Regions from separate parts of the Homo sapiens genome. Here region 1 is linked to region 2. The links are chromatin loops, found by intact Hi-C in ENCODE. Cell type or tissue: PC-9. All regions are shown on one strand. Each heading gives the region's core, and the rest is flanking DNA. Links, peaks and the distances in the headings are about the cores only. Region 1 has its middle 550 kb from the start of FAM239C. Region 2 has its middle 380 kb from the start of FAM239C.

Evidence for each region. A loop is a pair of places that touch in the nucleus more often than their neighbours do. Peaks named below come from ENCODE experiments on the same cell type or tissue, not always from the same donor. Only the 100,000 strongest peaks of a DNase experiment are listed, where the experiment ranks them.
Region 1: it touches region 2 in a loop (5-fold over the local background); 1 of 110 quality-filtered maps calls a loop at or near these places.

Annotation. Positions count from the first base shown.
Region 1 is chrX:4,481,218-4,489,557 of GRCh38, reverse strand. No RefSeq gene overlaps it. Among named protein-coding and RNA genes, the nearest start is that of FAM239C, 550 kb to the right of the region's middle. In PC-9, for the core only: no CTCF peak of the experiment used is centred there; a DNase peak (open chromatin) is centred at 5,087.
Region 2 is chrX:4,311,611-4,319,950 of GRCh38, reverse strand. No RefSeq gene overlaps it. Among named protein-coding and RNA genes, the nearest start is that of FAM239C, 380 kb to the right of the region's middle. In PC-9, for the core only: no CTCF peak of the experiment used is centred there; a DNase peak (open chromatin) is centred at 3,850; H3K27ac peaks cover 2,738 bases.

The DNA.
Region 1 (8,340 bases), core at 115-8,114, 170 kb before region 2:
TTTACCCATTTGGAGTTGAATATTTTTGTATCCTGTAAGTATTCTTGAGTTAACTTCTAAGATGCATACGTGATCAAATAGACACAGGCATGTCTACCAGGATAGACTACATTCTAGACCTGAAAATACATTGTATTAGTCCATTTTCATACCGCTATGAAGAATACTTGAGACTAGGTGATTTATAAGGAAAGAAGTTTAATTGACTCACAGTTCCACATGGCTGAGGAGGCCTCAGGAAACTCACAGTCATGGCGGAAGGGGAAGCAGGACACCTTCTTCACAAGGTGGCAGGAGAGAGACAGTATGCGCAGGGGAAACTGCCCCTTTTAAACCATTACATCTCATGAGAACTGCCTCACTATCATGGGAACAGCATTTGGGAAACCGTCCCCATGATTCAATCACCTCCCACCAGGTCCTTCCCTCGACATGTGGAGATTACAATTCCAGGTGAGATTTGGGTGGGGATACAGAGCCACACCATATCATACATCTCAAAAAATTAGAAGAAAATCCAAATGACACAATGTATGTTCTCTGACCACAATAGCATTAAATTACAAACAATAATTAAAACATGTCCAGAAAATGTCCAAATATTAGAAACTGAATAGCACAGTTGTAAATTATCAATGGAAGAGTCAAAGAAAAAAAATCAGAAATCAGAAAGTAATTTGAACAAAATGAATATGGAACCACAATGTATGACATTTGCAGGATAACACTAAACCTGTACTAAGAAATTTATGGCTCTGAATGACTATATCAAAAGAGAATGAAGATTTTAAATCAAGGAGCCCTGGCTTTCACTTCAAGAAACCAGAAGAGGAAAAGCAAGTTAAACCAAAAATAAGCAGGAAAAAGAAAATAATATAAGGGAATAAAAATGAAATAGGGTAGCCAAAGCAATACTAGAAAGCTTGGAGTAAACAATATACCAAAATGTTGTTCACATTCTGTATTAATTAGAGAAATGCTAGTTCAAATGAAAATAACATAGGAACTGTCAACATCGTTGAATTTGCAAGCATATAAGTAAGATTGCCAAACCCAACTCTTTTTTCCCTTTCTTTTCCCCTAACCATGACTTTGTAGAGTAGAATTTTTGTCTACTGCCTCCAAGTAAGGCTGCTGTGTTGTGCTCTTTCTGACCTATCATTTCTTCTTTGCCGAGATCTTCATCTTCCCTTTATGCTAGTGTTCCTCCAGCTACATCCCTCACTTCCCCCTGTTTCCTCCCCACACTGTTTCCCAGGGCACCTTACCTAAAATGACTAGCTTAATTATTACTGAGGAGACCAAAGATCACCTGGTGGCCATCAAGCAGACCATCCAGAGGCCAGACTCCTTATCTGAGGAATTCAGAAATAATTAGACTCCTCTATTCTCTAAAGCTGGTATAGGGTATCAGGCTTCTTTTCCCCCAAAATTATAAGTAACTAGAATTTCTGGTTACTCTAGAATGCATGCATGTCAAAACTCATTGTGCAACCCTTGCTGACATTAAGGCACCAAAATGTCTACAAATGTCATCATTTATCATGACCTACATGGCTACTATGGTGCAAATTACCCTTCAGCTCCTGCTTTAAGGTCCTTAAATACGGATAAGGAAAATCCACCACGGCGAGCTCAGTCCTCTCTTGCTGAGGCACCCACTGCACTCTTCTGCAGCATTCTTTCTATCCAATAAAACTTTCTTTTTTAAACCCATACTGTTGTCTGTAAATTGTATTTCCTACCCTACTGTCTGAGAGCTGACCACTTTCCAATGTTAGGGCTCTGACACCTTGCCGGGCAATTACCTCTTGGGTAGGGTTCCTTCCAAACTATAGCATATTCCAACATCTCACTGAGATTTTGATTCAACCCAAATTCCATCCAATGTCAAATATCCATGTCTGCATGCAACCTCAGCTCAACAAGTGTACTGTCATATTCATGGTTTCTTTATTGGTTAAGAAAAACCCACCATTTTTTCCTAGAGTGGACAGGTACTCCATATAAAGAATTGTAGAAATGCAAATAATTTTTTGGTTCTAGTCTGTCAGTAGTGAAAGTACCTAAGCAATTTTGGGTATAAAAAAAGAAAGTTGGACCTGGCGCGGTGGCTCACGCCTGTAATCCCAGCACTTTGGGAGGCTGAGGCGGTCAGACCACGAGGTCAGGAGATCGAGACCATCCTGGCTAACATGGTGAAACCCCATCTCTACCAAAAATACAAAAAATTGGCTGGGCATGGTGGCACACTCCTTTAGCCCCAGCTACTCGGGAATCTGAGGCAGCAGAATCGCTTGAACACAGGAGGCAGAGGTTGCAGTGAGCAGAGATCGTGCCACTGCACTCCAGCCTGGACAGCAGAGCGAGATTCTGTCTCAAAAAAAAAAAAAAGAAAAAGAAAAGAAAGAAAGTTGTCATCTAGTTACCTTTATCATAGCTAAGAACTATGTAACATTATATAAGCATCATTTACTTGTGCATATACTCATGAGTTTACATATGTAAATATATGACAAATATGTGTATACCTCTATATGCATATATTTATATCATATATGTATATTATATATACACACATATACACACACATATATTTGGCTTATTGTATTTTGTATGTGTGCTTGTATATATACATACACAATACGATTTAGCAATGCTTATAATACAATAAGCAAAAAAATCTCAGATTGAATTGCAATGGCAGCATACCTTGGTCCATAAAATTTATAATATTTCAAAAAATTCTAGGTAGTTGGAAAGCAAGAACTGAATAGTACAAAGGAGATCATGTCAATGATGCAAAATTATCCCCATCAAGTAAGTTCACAGAATGCTTACCTCATTAGAGAAGAATTTTCAAATTCATAGATGCATATTAATGCACTGAGTGTTCCTGTTCCCCTTCCATATCCTAAATTTATATTTCAATTTACAGCCTTCCTATTTATTCTGCATTTTTACGTTTCCTTCTTTTATTTCCAATTCTAAAGAAATAATTCCATTTTTACCTAGTTAGTTCATTATTAGTGGCCTAGAATGTTTGTTAGCACACAAAACTATACATGCCAGAAGGCAACTGTGGGGACGATTTAAAATTAAGCCGACATTATAATTATCAATGTGATACCATATTTAACTTATGGTTTCCTAACAAAAAAAAAAAAAAAAAGGCTTCAGGAACAAAAACAGAAAAGCCGAGAATATCCTTTAAAACACTATTAACTTCAAAGCCTTGTATAGATATATGCCATAAAAATCTAGATAGCATCCTTAATCATGCTTCTAATTGTTGTCACCTGAATCACCAAGGGCAGAAATGCTATCCTATTTCCCCAACTCTTCACATATTTTTGTTTGAATCTTCTTGGTAATTCTAGGGAGTGCAGGAGCATCCCCTACAGGAAGCGCCAGGGCCAAGTTTAATTTAAACGTTTTCATGGTATCTTTCTCATCTGCTAATTTGTATTCACCCAGTGTGTTAACAGTAATTGTGAGAGAATTAGAGACGGCTACTGCAGTGGTTTGTGAATTACGTCAATGTTTCAGCCCCTAAAAGGATTCTGCAATTTTGTCAAAGGATTTCAAAGCACATGCTGAAATACATACTAGGATTTTTATTTGTTTGTTTGTTTCTATGTACCACGTTTTGTTTATACTAGGTTCTCAAACATGTGTCTCTCTCTTTAGAATTGTAAAATTAAGCTTACATGTAGTTAATTTTTAGAAAGAGAAAAGAAATTCAGGGAGGAGCACATTCCCTTGTATTTCACGGTCAGCTTTAAAAGCAGTCTTTCCCTAAAGCAGGAAAAAACGAATCAGTCTAAGAGCAAAATAAGTTGTAGCAAAATACTCTGTGCATGGTGTGTTTGTGTGCAGGTGTGTGTGAGCATGTTTGTGTGTCAGTGTGTTCATGTGAGTATATGTGAGTTGGCAAGTGTGTGTTTGCAAAAATTCTATCAGTGAGAAAAATCGAGTTTGCAAAAATTCAATCATCAGTGATAAAAATTATAACAGTAAGCTGAGCTAACCCACCCCTCATCTTGCCTTTCTCTTAATTATTCCTGCGCTATTGGGCCAAGCGAACTTGGGAAGACATTTAGGCTACAGTTTAAATGATAATAGGCCTTGCCCAGAAACCCAACCACAGTTGTAAAGCTGATGGGAGGCCATCGGGCTGCAGGGAGGAGGACAGCCTGATTCCTGCTAAGGCACAGACATGAAGGATTGCCAGCTGTTATTCCAGAGGTTATAAGATGTGCAACTTCCCCAAGTACTCTTGTAAATAACATCACTATTGTGGAACCTAAGATTGGCCTTTTGAGATAACTTTTCAGTCTTTTTGCATGTCTGATACCCATGGCTCCACCTGGACCCAGCAACCCCCCCTCCTGTGGCCCCACCCAGAAGCAATTCAGCCTTCAGGAGGACAGCTTCAACCCCCTAAGATTTCATCATTGCCTTAATCAATCGGCAGCAAGCACCTGTTACCTGCTACCCCGACCCCTTCCCTTAAACTGTCTTTGAAAAGCCCCTAACCTACAAGCTTTGGATGAGATGATTTTGTTACAAGAAAGGGGTCCCAATCCAGACCCCAAGAGAGGGGTTTTGGACTTCACACAAGAAAGAATTCCAGGTGAGTCCATAGAGTAAAGTGAAAGCAAGTTTATTAAGAAAGTAAAGGAATAAAGAATTGCTACTCCATAGGCAGAGCAGTGGTGTGGGCTGCTCAACTGGATACACTTATGGTTATTTCCTGATTATATGCTCAATGAGGGGTGGATTATTCATGAGTTTTCCAGGAAAGGGGTAGGCAGTTCCAGGAACTGAGAGTTCCTTCCCTTTTTACACCATATAGTATAGGGGAACTTCCTGACATTGCCCTGGCATTTGTAAACTGTCACAGCGCTGGTGCAAGTGTCTTTTAGCATGCTAACGCAGGATAATTAGCCTATATGAGCAGTGAGGATGGCCAGAGGTCACTTTCGTGGCCATCTTGGTTTTGGCCTGCTTCTTTACCGCATCCTGTTTTATCAGCAAGGTCTTTGTGACCTGTATCTTGAGCTGACCTCCTATCTCATCCTGTGATTAAGAATGCCAGACCTTCAGGGAATGCAGCCCAGCAGGTCTTAGCTGCATTTTACCCAGCCCCTATTTAAGATGGAGTTGCTGAGGTAGGAGAATCATCTAAGCCTACGAAGTCAAGGTTGCAGTGAGCTGTGGTAGAGCCTGGGTGATAGGGGTAAGACCCTGTCTCAAAAAAGCAAAGAGGAAGGTGCCTGGCTCCAGAGTCCCCAAGAATGCCTTTCAAGACACTGTTACTACAGATCAAGAGACTATAATCTTTACTTTTCCAAGTTAGCCTTAATTTTTAAAATAACATAGTACTTTTTAATTATGGTAAAATATACCTAAAATAAAATTTACCATTTTAGCATTTTGTTGTTGTTGTTGTTGGTGGTGGTGGTGGTGGTTTCTTTTCTTTTCTTTTTTTCTTTTTTGAGACAGAGTCTCACTCTCTCACCCAGGCTGGAGTGCAGTGGCGCAATCTTGGCTCACTGCAGCCTCTGCCTCCCAGGATTAAGCAATTGTCATTCTCAGCCTCCCAAGTAACTGGAATTACAGGCATGCACCACCACGCCTGGCTAATTTTTCTATATTTAGCAGAGATGCGGTTTCACCATGTTGTTCAGGCTGGTCTCGAATTCCTGGCCTCCAGTGATCCGACTCGCCTCGGCCTCCCAAAGTCCTGGGATTACAGGCTTGAGCCACTACGCCCAGCCCACTTTAGCCATTTTTGAGAGTTTGGTGGTATTAACTACAGTACATTCATATTGTGCAACCATCACCACTATCTATCCCCAGAACTCTTTTCACCTTGCAAAGCTGAATCTTTGCACTCATAAGAGTGCAAACAATAAGTTCTCATTTCTCACCCTCCACTGCACCAGCTTCTGGTAACCACCATTCTACTTTCTGTCTGTGTGAATTTGCCCATTCTAGATATTGCATAGCAGTGGAATCATAATATTTGTTGTGTTGTGTCTGGCGTCCTTTACTTACCATAATGTCATCAATATCTTCAAAGGAGCCAAGACCGAATGGGAATTTCATCTGGACCAGGTGCTGCTGCAAGGTGCTCATGGAGTCATGACTACCTTTTGCGGAAAGTGCAGTCTCTCTTTCTCGCAATACAGACCTGCGATTTCTAGATGAGAATTAGTTACTGTATCTCCGAGTAACCTACAATAAAAAGTGAATATCTCATATTTGTTCTCAGAGCTGAACTAAGAAATACCACATACCAGGTGATTTAAAACAGCAGGCATGTATCCTCTCACAGTTCTCAGGTCAGAATTCCGGAATCAAGGTGTGGACAGGGTCATGCTTTCTCTGACGGCTCTAGGGGATGATCTGTTTCATTGCCTCTCTCTTAGCTTCTGTAGGTGGCCAGCAATCTTTGGAGTTTCTTTGCTTGTGGCTGTGTCACTCCAATCTCTGCCTCTGTCTTCACATGATCTTCTTTTTGTATGTGTCTGTCTCTTTGTCTCTTCTCTTGTTATAAGGATACCACTCATCTTGGGGAACAGGTGGTGTTTAGTCACATGAGTAAGTTCTTCAGTGGTGATTTCTGAGATTTTGGTGCATCTATCACCTGAGCAGTGTCCACTGTATCCAATATGTGGTCTTTTATCCCTCACTCCCCTCCCACCCTTTCCCCGAGTCCCCAAAGTCCATTGTGTCATTCTTATGCCTTTGCATTCTCATAGCTTAGCTCCCACTTGTGAGTGAAAACATAGGATGTTTGGTTTTCCATTCCTGAGTTACTTCACTTAGAATAATGGTCTCCAACTCCTTCCAGGTTGCTGTGAATGCCATTAGTTCAGTCCTTTTCATGGATGAGTAGTATTCCATGGTGTATACATGCCACATTTTCTTAGGATACCACTCATATTGGATTGAGGTCTCACCCTACTTCAGTATGACTTCATCTTAACTATTTATGTCTGCAAGGACCCTGTCTCTAAGAAAGGGTACATTCTGGGGTCCAAGGGGTTAAGATGCCAACATATCTTTTTGGGGGGAACAGAATTCAACAGATAAAAGCCTACGTTCTTCCTCATTATATTTGGTCATCACTGGCAGTTGAGTTTTCTTCTGCCTTAAGAATATGGAATGGTGTAGGTCAAGCTTGTCCAACCCATGGCCTGCGGTCTGCATGCAGCCCAGGACAGCTTTGAATATGGCCCAACACGGATTTGCAAACTTTCTCGAAACATTATGAGATGTTTTTGCATTTTTAACAAAACTCAGCAGCTATCATGAGTGTTAGTGTATTTTATGTGTGGCCCCAGTTTTTCTTCCAACGTGGCCCAGGGAAGCCAAAAGATTGGACATGCTTGGTGGAGTGGCTTCCAGGCAAGAGGTTTCATAAGCCTCGCACCATAGCTCTGTTTTTACTAGAGCCGACACTCTCTCCTGCTTTTAGCAGAGCTGACACACGCAGGGAAGACCAATGCTGTGGATAGTTCTGAGGAGGTCCCGAGCTTGTCATGAGGGTAAAATGTTCTTGGCATCAGCAACTGTTCTTCCCACCCCTGAACATGTTTGAGTCCTGAGAATATGTCACCTTTATGTCAGGGACACATTTTCTCCCAGAAATTTCATTCTTCAATTTTTAAACTCTTTGTCCTCTGGGTTGAATTTTATGCTGTTAACTGTGAACATTTTCCATTTCATGCTAGTTTATAGTTTATAAAATACCTATAATGAAATGCTCATTTTTGACCTTCCCAACAACTCTCTGTGAAATAGGTTGAACAATTATCATTCACTCTCTTTTCAGCGATGTCATTGAAACCTAGAAAAGCATTAAATAGCTTGGTAAAAGTCTCCCAAGGTTTAGAGTTGGACAAGGCACAAAAATTCAGGTTATCTTGAATCCACTCTATGACTTCAAATTATTGTTAGAGAAAAAAATGTAACTGAAACATAGAGAAAAAAGGAGCGTTTATATACTTTCTGTAGATGTCTTTAGTTTTACATTAGTAACCCTTTCTCATCATATTAACACCTTTATTTAATTATTTGTTCTTTTTCTTAGGACACCAAAGCCCTATTTCCTTCTTTATTTATTCATCTGGAGACAGAGTCTTGCTCTGTTGCCCAGGCTGGAGTGCAGTGGTGCGATCTTGGCTCACTGCAACCTTCACCTCCTGCGTTCAAGCAATTCTCCTGCCTCAGCCTCCCAAGTAGCTGGGATTACAGGCATGCACCACCATGCCTGGCTAATTTTTGTATTTTTAGTAGAGACGGAGTTTCACCATGTTGTCCAGGCTG
Region 2 (8,340 bases), core at 144-8,143:
GAACTCTCTTATCTTCTGTATCCAATCTGTTGCAATGATTTCTTTTGTTTTTTGTTTTTGTTTGTTTGCTTTGGGACAGGGTCTCACTCTGTCACCCAGGCTGGAGTGCAGTGATGCCATCATAGCTCACTGCAGCCTCTACCTCCTGGGCTCAAATGATCCTCCCAGGCTCAAGTGATCCTCCCACCTCAGCCTTCCAAGTAGCTGGAACTATAGGCGCATGCCACCACACCAAGCTATTTTTTTTTTTTTTTTTTTTTTTTAGAGATGGGTTATTTTTTTTAGAGATGAGGTTTCACCCAGACTGGTCTCAAACTCCTCAGCTTAAGCGATCCACCCACCTTGGCCTCCCAAAGTGCTGGGATTGCAGGCATGAGCCACTGCGCCTGGCCTGCAATATATTGTTTTGTCTGATATATGTAGAAAATCTGGCCTTTCACAGATGGTAATTGGAAAAGGGAGAAATATTCTAATAGTGTTTGCAGGTAGCTGGGGTTTGATACTACACCAAAACCCAAGGAATGGCAGTTTTTTAAAGAAATTTTAGATTGCCATATGGAATCTGAAATCATTATCAATGAAATTTTCTTATTTTGTTAGATTAATATCAATAATTAACTACATTAATTATCTATTGCATTTTTGAGGGGCTCTTTTAACCATGCATGATTGTGTAGCATCATACAATATGCACTTGGAAAATATCGCTTCCCTAAGTTTTGCTGATCTTACAGATTTTGACAAATTTTTATTATGCAATATTTAAAAAATCACATGTTAGTCACCACCGATGTATTCTTTATGAAACACCTTATGTATTGGAAAATTGTCTAGCTTATAGTATTGGATGCAAGTTTCCCAAAATTCTATGGTTCTTTTGCAAGTCCAAATGCATCACTGTCAACAAATGCTGTTAGTTGTTTTCCATGAAATGACTAATTCACTTCATTCATTTTGGAAGAAATGTCTGCCCTAGACTGGAAGTCAGAAGAAACATAGTTTATCATTCCCCTATTCTAGTAAAACCCATGTTCCACCGTAAAAAGATGTGTACTCAGGGGTTGGTCAATATATATGTAATAAGTGAATGAATTTGTTTCATAAAGGACTTCCTTAGGTAAATTTTGTTTTCTTTCTTTTTTGTTTGTTTGTTCTACTGTTAGTGCCAGTCAGAAAGAATGAAATAACAAACCAATAAGGCTTAGTACCACTGCCTTCATCCATGCTAAGTCACTAGCTTTTGCAGCATAAGGTAAATGTCAACCCAGTGAGAAAGGAAAATAATGTCTTCATATTATTATGAAAATACTTCTGGCCTGCCTGTTTCCCTGAGTGGGTCTCCATGACACCCTGGGTTCTACATACCAAACACACGTTTAGAAGCACTGTCCTATAGGAAAGCCTATTTAGGAAGAAAACATACCTTGAAATTTTTGAGCTAAAATGAACATAGGTAGTAAGAAACTTTCTAGGTGATTTAATGAAGACTTCTGCAACAGGAAAAAAATATATTTTCTGGATTAGTTGTCTCATAGAGAAATGCATCTCATTTGCCCAACATATATTTATTCAGTGCCAAGTACGTGCTTTAGGCATGTCTTCTGGGGTTGTTCAGCAGGTAAACAAGACAACTGAGGGAAACTGGTGGTTTCTGATAATGAGAAGGGATTTCTTTTATTAAAGATGGTACTTAGTAGTAGGAAAACCCTGCGACATGCTCCTGTTGGAAGGAAACAGGCTTGTTAGTGGGTGGAAAGTTAGAATTTACATTCTGACGTGCAAGCAAGCTATTCCTGCAGGTTAATCCATGACCACACATAGTCCTCAAAGACATTTTCATGGATCACTGGAGGATTCCTAATCGCTGTCCAGCTTATGCTGCCAAAGCTCTCTTTGGAAACTTCCAGGAAATATTATGTTTAATTGAGGAAAATTATATGCAAAAATATCTTCCTATTTATGTAAGAGATGGGGTCTGGGGTGGGTGGCTCAGAGCCCAGTAGAAGTTGTTACTGGTGTAGCTGCCATTGTTGTTTTTGTTATTTCATTTTGGGCTGTGTTTAGAGAGTGGTTCATATCTAAACCAAATAAGAAACAGATATCTTAGAATTTAAATTTCTAACATTTCTTTTCAAAGAAATGCTTCGAATTTTTTCAACAGAAATGATTCGATTTTTTTCCTTTTTTCTTTCCTTTTCACTTACCCAACTGGAAGTAAGTATTCCAATAGCAAACTGACCCTTTGTTGCTCTTCCTGTCACCCATAAATTTTTCCATTACTGCTTAAAGCTGAGCCATTCTAAATTGGATCCTCTATTATGTCCCGTGCCTCTGATTATGAACACAGAAGCAAGCCCCTGAGAATGCCTGTGCAACTGCAACCATGATTCCAGAAGAATACCATTATCTAGACGACATCTAGATCCTGATAGCATGTCTTGAGCAAGTGGGTGAGAATTCCTTAAAAATCACACCTGTGTGCCGAACAGTGTCTCAATTCCATAATCTCAGTGACTCAGGAGGTCAAGAAGGGAGACTCACTTGAACCCAGGAGATTGAGGCTGCAGTGAGCTATGATCACACCACTGCACTCCAGCCTGGGCAACAGAGTGAGACCCCATCTCTTAAAAAAAAAAAACACAAAAAGTTGCACCTGTGCTTGTAGTCCATTTAAAGGAGATTGCAGTAAATATAAAAACAGGGCATTAACAAGTTTCTCTTTAAAAATTTAAAAAAAAGTTTTCTCTGCATACAGCTAAATACAAAGTCTCGGATTTAAAATATCATAAAAAACTATGGTTATCAAACAATTTTCGTGACAAGAATGAACGAGGAATGTCAGCAGATCCTCAATTAACCCCAGAGAATAAATTCTTCTAAATAGCAAGAAAAATAAGATCACAATCAATACCATGGAAAAACACAGAACCAGCCTTCACTGGAGGTTTGGCCTACAGTAACCCTCCCTGATTGAATGCAAAAGTTCAAAATTATAGAGATCCAACAACAGAAAGCCCACTCACATACTACTGATCCTACACGTTTTCTTAAACATGAGAATTTTTTCTAAGCAGGCATAAACCTTTCTGAAAATGAGTAACTCAAGTAACTATGTGCACTTATCATCAACTAGGAATAAACATTCTAGGTCCCTCATCATTGTGTCCCCTGGGCCGAAGCAAGCACAGCCTGCCTTAGTGATTATGGACTGCTTTTCCAGGGCTGAAGTGATCAGGGACCACCATCTCCACCATGGATTAGTTTCCCTGGATAGAGGTGATCATGGCAGAACATCTCTCTCATTGACTGCTTTTCCTGGACTGAAGTGATTATAGCCACTCAACTCGGTCACCCACTAGTTTCCCTGGAATGAGGGTTCTCAGCCCAACCTGGCCTCATTCTTAGAAGTGGGGTTGCCAAATTTTTCAAAAGTGCTTTGGTTGATCTTTGTTTCCCTGTCATCACTTTGCAAAACAAAGAGACACCTCAAAAATTCATTTCTTCCACCAATAAACGCAGCTTTGACAAAGACTTCTGTGTAGGAAAAATAAATTTAAAAAATAAAAAATAAAAATTATAAAAATAAATAAATAAAAATAAAATAGTGATTTGGGACTCCCAAATCACTAAGCCAAAGGGAAAAGTCAGTCTGGGAACTGCATCAGGCAAACCTGTCTCCCATTTTATTCCTAAGTAAGAAAGCTACAAAGATTAAAAAAAAAAAAAAAAGTTACATACCTCCCTCACAGTTTGCTCACAAAGAAATTCCTTGTGGACCTCAAGATGTTTACCCTAAAAACAGAGTTCTTTTGAATTTCACCCTAGCAATGTAAGCGGATAGCTTATCTTCATAGGTGCAGGACAGGTCATCTTTCTGCTCACCTGAGAAAAATGCATATCTGGTTGCTTCCCCTGCCCAATTGTTTACGCAAAAATGCAGAGTCACTGAGCCAGTCTATAGTATAAGTGACTATTGCTCTATTCCACTCTCATATGTAAATTTTATATTCAGTGAAAGGCTGAGCAAAGACTCAAAAGAATGCAACCTTTTGTCTGTTATCTACCCATGACCTGGAAGGCCCCCATTTCCTGCCCCCACTTTGAGTGGTCCCGTCTTTCTGGACTGAAACAATGTATATCTTACACATATTGATTCATGTCTCATGTCTCTCTAAAATGCATAAAACCAAGCAGTGTCCCAGTCACCCTGGGCACATGTAGACAGGACCTCCTGAGGCTGGGTCTTGGGTGTGTCCTTAACCTGGGCAAAATTAACTTTCTAAATTGATTGAGACCTATCTCAGATAGTTTGGTCCACAATTCTATGGCCCCAACCCCTTTTTTGCTTCTCAGAGAGCGACAAGTTCCTGCCCCAGGCACGTGGCTGCCTAAATGAAGGTGTGCGTTGTCTTGTGTGCGAACATTTTCTGAGGTAGGAACATCAGCTTGTGCTGGGGGGCTGGGGAGATGCCAAGAAGAGATTTATAGCAGGAGGGATGTGCCCATTGCATGCTCACCTCAACCTGAGTGTCTACAATTCTATGTTCCTCTCAGAGAAACGTAAGGAAAAAAACACAATTTCTTCCTTTTCTGAAGAGAAACTGACCAGAGATTCTGCTGTGTGTTAATCCACTGGGAGTACACATAGCTCCTGAATCACGGAGAGGGACACAGGGCTTGGGACTTTCTTTTCTAAGCCATTTGTTCTGTTAACGATCTTGTTTTATCCAATGATCGTTATTATCTTGCTTCTCTCTTTTGAAAAGTACTGTGATTCCCACCTGAACTCGCGTTATAGACTGAATGTTTGTGCTCCCCCAACCCCAAATTCCTATGTTGAAACTCTAACCCTTGATAGGATGCTGTTTGGAAGTGGAACCTTTGGAAGGTGATTAAGTTTGCATGAGGTCACGAGGATGGGGCCCCCATGATGGGATATGTCCTTATAAGAAGAGGAATAAACATATGAGCATTCTCTCTATCTCCTCTCTCCTCTTTCTCTCTCCATTCCCTCTCTTCTCTCTCTCTCTTCTTTCTGTCTTTTTCTCTCTCTCTTCTCTCTCCTCTCTCTTCTCTCTCTCCTCTGTCTCCTCTCTCTCCTCTGTCTCTTTCTCTCCTCTCTGTCTTCTCTCTTTCTCTTCTCTCTCTCCTCTCTCTTCTCTCTCTCTTCTCTCGCTCTTTTCTCTGTCTCTCTCTTCTCTCTCCTCTCTCTTCTCTCTGTCTCTCTCTGTTTTCTTTCTCTCTGTCTCTCTTTTCTATGTCTCCCTGTCTCTCTCTCTTCTCTCTGTGTCTCTGTTTCTCTTCTCTCTCTCCTCTCTCTTCTCTGTCTCTGTGTTATCTTTGTCTCTGTCTCTCTTCTCTGTCTCCCTATCTGTCTCTTCTGTGTCTCTGTCTCTCTTCTCTCTCTGTCTGTCTCTCTGTTATCTTTGTCTCTGTCTCTCTTCTCTGTCTCCCTGTCTCTCTCTTCTCTCTGTTTTTTTTTTTTTTTTCATACGGCGTCTCGCTCTGTCGCCCAGGCTGGAGTGCAGTGGCGCAATCTCGGCTCACGGCAAGCTCCGCCTCCTGGGTTCATGCCATTTTCCTGCCTCAGCCTCCCTAGTAGCTTGGACTACAGGCGCCAGCCACCACGCCTGGCTAATTTTTTTTTTTTTTTTTTTTGTATTTTCAGTAGAGACAGGGTTTCACCGTGGTCTCGATCTCCTGACCTCATGATCCGCCAGCCTCGGCCTCCCAAAGTGTTGGGATTACAGGCGTGAGCCACCGCGCCCGGCCCTCTCTCTTCTGTCTGTGTTTCTGTCGCTCTCCTTTCTCTCCTCTCTCTTCTCTCTCTATCTCTCTCTGTTATCTTTGTCTCTGTCTCTCTCTCCTCTCTGTCTCCCTGTCTTTCTCTCTTCTCTCTGTGTCTCTGTCTCTCTCTTCTCTCTGTCTCTGTCTTTCCCACCCACCCTCTCTTTCTCTCTCTTCCTTTGCCGTGGGAAAATACAGCAAGAAGTCAGCCATCTGCAAGTCAGGAAGATATTCCTCACCAGGAAGCAAATCAATGGACACCCTGATTGTGGGCATTTCAGCTTTGTAAACCTTGAGAAAATAAATTTCTGTTGTTTAAGTCAACCAGTCTATGGTATTCTGTTATAGCAGTTTGAACTGATTAGTACAACACTCAAGGTAAATATTTTTAATTTAAAAAAAAATTTAAGAGCTTTTGGGGCACAAGTGGGTTTTGGTTACATGGATGAATTGTATAGCACTGAAGTCTGAGATTTTAGTGCACCTGTCACTCAAGTAGTGTGCATTGTACCCAACATGTAGTTTTTTATCCCTTTTGGCTCCCATCCTCCACCATGAGTCTCCAATGACCATTATACTACTCTGCATACCATTGGGTATACAAGGCTCTACAACTATTACAGCCAGTCTTGCCAATGAATTTTAAAGGGTGTCATGCTGATGAAGAGAACATCTCATCATTGTCGTAATTTGTTCATAATCTTGATATAATTTCTTTTTAATACAATATTTGCTATGAGAAATATTAAAGCATTTCTGCTTGTTTGTTGTTTTTACAAAAATGAGATATATTAGGGAATAGACAGAGATGGTTAGTATGCTCCTGTTAGACAGAAATGATTGGGAATATTCTCTGATGAAATACATAGGATGCTCACTCAGTAATCAATATTAGTGTATATCAAGTGTTAAAAGAAAAACCTTAGCTGGATTAAATCGAACAGAGTTTAATTGCTGTTGCTGAGCCAGAGTAGGCTTGGAGACTCCAGTGCAGCCACGTGGTAGAAGAATTATGGACAGAACAAAGGAAAGTGTTGTACAGAAATGGAAGTGAGGTACAGAAACAGCCGGATTGGTTACAACTCGGTGTCTGTCTTATTTGAACACAATTTGAACAGTTGGCCGCCTTTGATTGGCCAAAACTCAGTGATTGGCACAAGAGTAGGCTACAGTCTGCTTACAACTTTCTTTAGATGTTATAGTTCAAGATGTACAGAGAAGTCTTTAGGCTGAACTTAAAATACATAAGGAGGCAGCTTTAGGCTAAACTTGATTTAATGTAAGTGATGCATAGAGATGGATCTGAGTTTAGCAAAAGTTCGAGGAAGGCATAATTATTACCCTTAGTCCTTGAATCCTATGATCCCATGCTGGAATTTTCTTCCAAAGCATTCCCTAAAGGGCACAGCAACATAAATTTAGCCTTATAGAAATGTCAGCTTCAAAATTCTCATAATACTTTATTCTTCAATTAGTCAAGGAAGTTGGAAAATTGGGGTTTCAGTAGCAGTTATGGAGGTCAAATATTATGGAGGAAAAAACTAATCAGCAGCTTTGAAGTTCACTGACACAGGATGTCTATATATGGGTAAAAGGAATATTGACCAGTGAGTTCCACCAGCATGTTTTTAAATGCAAAAACTGGAAAGTACACACAAATTCTAAAATAGGGTGCTGAAAGTACTCATTAATTACCAGCCACAATAACGAATGTATAGAGCACCTCAAAGTTAACTGACACAAGATGTCTATGTGTGGGTAGAAGGGACGTTGAACACTGGGTTCTACCCGCATATTTTTAAATGCAAAAACTAGAGAATATGAATTCTAAAATAGGGTGCAGAAAGTGCTCTTTAGTAACCAGCCACAATAAAGAATGTATAGAGCACCTCGAAGTTCATTGACACAGGATGTCTACGTGTGGGTAGAAGGGACATTGACCACTGGGTTCCACCAGCATGTTTTTAAATGCAAAAAATATAAAGTTCACAGAAACTCTAAAATAGGGTGCTGAAAGTACTCATTAATCACCAGCCACAATAAAGGATGCATAGACCACCTCAAAGTTCACTGACACAGGATGCATATGTGTGGGTAGAAGGGACATTGAACACTGGGTTCCACCAGTATTTTTTAATGCAAAAACTTGAAAATTCTAAATAGGGTGCTGAAAGTTCTCATCAGTAATCAGCCACAATAAAAAATTTATTGACCTAGCTATTTCTATTTGGCATTCCCTAAATTGCAGAGAAATGGAACCACTGATGTTTAGAGTTCTGTGGGTACTCAGAACTCCCTTTTTAAATGAAAAGTTGGTTGCCCAGGAAGTGCTCAGATCGTAACCACCTTCAAATAGAGTATAAACGGAAGTCTTTGTATAGCAGAGGAGTTCATTTTCAAATATAAGCATTTTATATTTCAAAAAGGTTTCCATAATAGATTGTACTATGAGATAAAAATCCAGGTATTGATTTTTGTTTCAAATACCCAACCACAATGTGCCTACCTATTGTACTATATTTCAGGATTCTTTTTTTTTTCTTTAAAAATGCA